Regions from separate parts of the Mus musculus genome. Here region 2 is linked to region 1. Evidence: chromatin loops called from intact Hi-C (ENCODE). Cell type or tissue: left cerebral cortex. All regions are shown on one strand.

What was found. Hi-C counts contacts between places; a loop is a spot of excess contacts. Peaks named below come from ENCODE experiments on the same cell type or tissue, not always from the same donor. Only the 100,000 strongest peaks of a DNase experiment are listed, where the experiment ranks them.
Region 2: it touches region 1 in a loop (3-fold over the local background); 11 of 42 quality-filtered maps call a loop at or near these places.

The regions. Positions count from the first base shown.
Region 1 is chr11:110,270,696-110,273,195 of GRCm38, reverse strand. Abca5 (ATP-binding cassette, sub-family A (ABC1), member 5) reads left to right here. Exons shown (of 39, transcript NM_147219.2): 39 at 630-2,500. The coding sequence ends at 737. Among named protein-coding and RNA genes, the nearest start is that of Abca6, 20 kb to the right of the region's middle. In left cerebral cortex, a CTCF peak has its summit at 1,239 (motif pointing right); a DNase peak (open chromatin) is centred at 1,255.
Region 2 is chr11:109,648,211-109,650,710 of GRCm38, reverse strand. It overlaps a transcript of Prkar1a not described here. Among named protein-coding and RNA genes, the nearest start is that of Prkar1a, 1.5 kb to the left of the region's middle. In left cerebral cortex, no CTCF peak of the experiment used is centred here; DNase peaks (open chromatin) are centred at 273, 863, 1,276 and 1,978; H3K4me3 peaks cover 1,554 bases; H3K27ac peaks cover 1,654 bases.

The sequences.
Region 1 (2,500 bases):
TGTTTCATGTGTGGATGTGCAAGTGCCACAACATTTTAGTGGTGTCAGTTTTCAACCATGTGGCTTGGTGACTGAACTCAGGTCTTTGGCTTGATAAAAGGTACTGCTGAGCCATCTCACCATCCTCAAATTATAACTTAATTGGAATTGCAACTTTAGCTTCCTCTTAGTTTTTTGTTCAGTTCCATTTTAAAACATCTTTAATTGAATAGTCATATTATTTATATTTATTGACTACAGTGCGATGGTTTGATATATATGTATACTATTGAACAGTTAATTCAAGTACATTTAATTTTGTTAAGCTTGAACATCTTTTGTTTATCTTATTAAATATTTAAAAGACTCATGGCATTATTTTATATTAGAATACTTGAAATTGTTTAAACAATTTTAATTTATTTTATGACACTACTACTTGATATATTAATCAGAAAATGTATTAACCCTCTAAATATGTGTTTGTCTTTGTAGCTACTGGGCATACCTTGCTTTGTTTGAATAGCATCAATATTAGAAAATCCCTTGATACTTGTTACATGTTAGTTACGGCATTGTATCGTTTCTGACTTAGTTAAGAGTCCTCTGAATGATACAGTAGTTGACTTTTCCTTCTTCCTTTTACCTAGGTTTTTGTAGAACTTACTAAAGAGCAAGAGGAAGAAGATAACAGCTGTGGGACTTTGGCCAGCACTCTCTGGTGGGAAAGGACGCAGGAGGATAGAGTAGTATTTTGAATGTTTATGCTCACCCAGCCTACCGACCCTGAGTTGGTTTATTCTTTTTTATTCTATTTTTTTCTTCTTTTATCTTATCTTTGATTTTAAAAGCTTATTACTTGAATAGTTATTAAAAAAAATGAAAGCACTTGGAAATTTCTTAAAGTCCTTAATTAACACACCATGGTTATGGTTTGGATTTTCTTTCAATAAATTTGCGTGTAATTGTCCATGTGCATGTTTATATCTGAAGGTAGTCTATATGCCTACCTTCACGTTTCACAAAAACAATATTTCTCAACTTAGGATTTAAAGAAATAATAAAAGAATAATTCTGAATAATATTTAAATTTTATACTATGTTACATAATTATGTAATTTCCCAGTGCTAATTAAAAAGACCAGTGCCTGACTAATAACATAGAAGAGAGACACAAAGCAATGCAGAAACTGGCTTTCCCTTTGATATGTCTAAAAGAAGCTCTTAGTGGAAGTTGGCCTGTGTAAATGTGGAACCGTTGAGAAGTAACGTCCACTAGGTGGCAGTCGTTGGTCACAGGAAATAAAGGGAAGCCGCAGTCTAGTGACTGCAGATATGGGCAATTAAATGTTTCAGGTTGTATGTCTTTTGTCTACATTAAAATTCAAATGTGTTTGGTGATCGTTATTCACAGAAAGACTCTGACTAGAGTCTTAGTATGTAAGAGTCCAGGTCTCTGAAAGTGCAGTGACAGCTGTTTGTCGAGGTGGCCAGTTCATCTCTACTTCCCTCCAGACACCCGACTGCGAGCTGGGAGAGAGCGCGTTGTTGCCTTTCCTCATACAGGGCTCATTTAAGTTTATTCTTAGATGAGACATTTAATGGATAACCATCTTTATTACTAAATTTGATTCCTTGACTCTCTTGAGTTTTAAGTAGGTCAGCATATACCTTCCTTTAAAAGGTCACCTCAGAACATGGTAGAATATAGGAGCTCTTTCAAGGGTTAAATTAAGAAATAAAAATTAGAGTTTCACTCTTGTGACAGAGTTGAAATATGATAATTAATCTTAGAAATATTTGATTTTATGACTCATATGGACAGGTATACAAGTATATGATGTAGTTGATACTGTATTTCAGGCTGTTGTATATGTGTTAGCTTTGTAAAAACATATATTGTGGTGTGACTTTTGCATCAGAGACGTAAAGAACAATAGCAAGAACAGAGGGCTTGCTACCAACTTTCAATGGTCAAGCTTTCAGTGAAGTTATTAATTATTTAATGTTGGGAAGATTTAATGAACTTTTAGTCCTGTTGGGTAGTAAAATGTGTGACTTTAGGCACTAGTGGCTAATTCAAGTTTTCCTTTCTCAGTACAAGGTGGCACATGGCTGGCAACTTTCTCTATTGCTTTGACAGTTTCTTTCCACCTTCCTAAAGGCATCTGTGTAGTCTCGTATCTCAGAGGTACTCTAATGTAATAGAACCATCCTACAAGTCTGCTTGGATTTTATGACACGCCCCTCCCCCAAGTTCTTGTAAGGTTTCATTGGCAGTAGCTTGCCTCCTGATACCAAATTATAATTTTGGATCCTTTAAGGATCTTACATTTAATTAATCATTTAATTAATGATTACTGCATGACCAATATAGTCAAGATGTATTTAAGATGAAATCTTTATTTTTGCTGATAAATTATAAATTGCACATTGTATTTTCTCAGCAAGTCATTGCTAAATGGTGCCGTAAACTTGAAGAGCTATCTTTTAGAATTTAAGTACCTTGGGCCTTTTTTTG
Region 2 (2,500 bases), 620 kb after region 1:
CGTATACGTAGCCCCTTCATCGCTCTCATCTTTTTCCTTCTCTTTCTGCTAACCCGTTTCTGTCTCCTTTATTGTCCCTTCCTTACCAGGTGTGGTGGGGGGTCCTCTAGATTGTTTAGCTGTTCGGAGATCTCAGCCTCTCCTCGGTTCCTCGGTGGCTCTTGCGTCTGCCTCCCTCCACGCCTCTGTCTTTTCTCCCTCCCTTCGACCCTCCTACCGCAGACCCACGTGGGACGATTCGGTGACAGGTGGGCGACTCCGCCCTGGGTGCTATGGGACGGCAGGGAGGGGGATGGGGTTACAGGACGCTGGGCGGACAAGGAGATCCCTGCTGTTGGAAGAGGAGGAGGCCCTAGCGGATCTACCACAGCTGAGCGCAAGCGGATGCTGAGATGCTCCTGATGGACAGAGCGCGCATCCTGTGTAGACCCCCGCAATACCCGGGGTTCCGGACTCGGGCCTGTCATCCGGTCCAGGAAATCTGAGCCCCTATCAAGCCTCTGCTTGGCTAATCTGACTACTGTCTCCACAAGTGAGCTGTCATCAATGGAGGCCCTACCGTGCCTACAGAAGCACCAGATGTAGGGAGACTTCCAAGAGGAGCCCGGAGTCCTGATAATGCCCTAGCCTCCTATTATGCCAGACTGCGTCATGGGCAGTACAGACAGATGGGCAGATCAAATCATTGACCAAGCAAGAAATCTGAGCTGCATGAGAAAACAAGAGAAAAGGCGACTTCATTATTCCTTCAGTCAACTTTCCCCTTAAGTATGTGAAAATGAAAGCAAGGGACACAATTTTAGGCATATGAATTAAATAAATAAAGTGGGCCTAAATAAATACATAAATAAAATAGGCCCCTGCAGTGTGTGGTTCTGAGTAGCTGCAAGGTGTTGACAGCCTCATCGTGTATGTGCTAGGGCAATGTGCGTAGAAAATATCACGGATTTAACACTTAGTACCAAAAAAGGTTACAATATCTCCTGCATAATTTTCACAGTGATCCCCAGTTAAGATATTTGGGTTAAGTGGTGTTTGTAAATTTCACCTTTTTAAGCCTGACTTTGTCTTGGAATACCCAGACTATGATAAGGGCTCTGAACATTAGTTATGATTACCCCCCCTAGTAGTCAGAGGAAGGAAGGGGGAAGAGAAGGAAGCCGCTCCCTCTGCAGCCTCTCACCAGGATGTTGATCAATGGCTTCTTTTCCAGAGATGGGTAGAGTGGAAGATTAAAGACCGAGTCGCCATCATGCAGGCTTTCCCCCTCTCCAGTGCTGATAAACCCAGCCCTAAGCTGGCAAACGGGAGAGGGAACTGGATAGCACTGAGCATGCCCGGTCGTGTTCTGAAGAAAGGAAGGAAAAAAAACAAAACCACCCACTGCAGATAAATCTGTTTGTTTTCATGCTTTGCCATCTCCTGTGAGGAACTTAATCTCCTGGAGCTTCATTTTCCTGCATCTCGAAGGGATAACTGGGACTGTATTAACACTGACGAATAAAAGCAAACAATCGTAGAGCACCTACCTCATGTGTAAACTGCCCTAGATGCTTCAGACAGATAATCATTCCATGATGTTATCGTTTTGGAAAGAGCATGACACAAGAGGTTGAGTGGCCATAGCGTGTGTGGGTCAAACCCAGGCAGTGATTGTAGATTGACCTCCTTTGAAGCATGCACCCACCCCCCCAAACACAAACACACAGTGTCCCCCACACGATGTAGGAAACATTAAATGAGAGTTTTCTTCCTATTCCTCTGCCTTCCTAAGGGTAAGATTAAGTGTGAGTGATTTTGGTGTCCGACCTTAGTGTTACCTTTCCAAGGCAGCCAAAGAAGCCAGGTTAGAAAAAGGAAACGAGCAAGCTGGTGACATGGAGCCTGATGTTTGGAGTGACAGCTGCTTCCCTGCTAAGACCTGGCTGTGTGTCCCCCATTCAGCTGCATGCAGGCATCAGTCCAGCCACCACCATTTCCTGTGTCAGCCACAATCAGCCTCGTTCTGGCTGCCAGATTCTCATATGCTAGGGCTTTAGAAGACAAAAAGGGACATGGCCAATGGATAGTTGAGCCCGGCAGGGTTTGTCAAGACAGCTGTTGTGAAAATCCAACAGCCTCCGGGCTTTCCAAAGGGTGCACATGTGCTCACAGTGCCACTTGGCCACTCTGAGAATACCAACCCGTCTATTACACGGCAGAAATAACAGTTGTCAGGACTGTTAAGATTTCCCCTCCCCAGAGACCCCCTGCCCTAGACTCGAAAGCTGTCATTTACTTTCAACCTGTGCCCTTGAGAAGCTAACATTTCTAAGACAGTAAGTTTGTAAGTAAATTTTATTCTTTGAAAACAGAATCCCACAATTGCTATCACAATTTTGTAGAACAATTGCAAAAATAATTTCCCTGGGACATGTAATAAGCAAAAGCAGAGGAAAACCATAGTGCACACACACATAAAAAATGGAATATGAGAACCTAGAGAGGTGTCTCCGCAGTT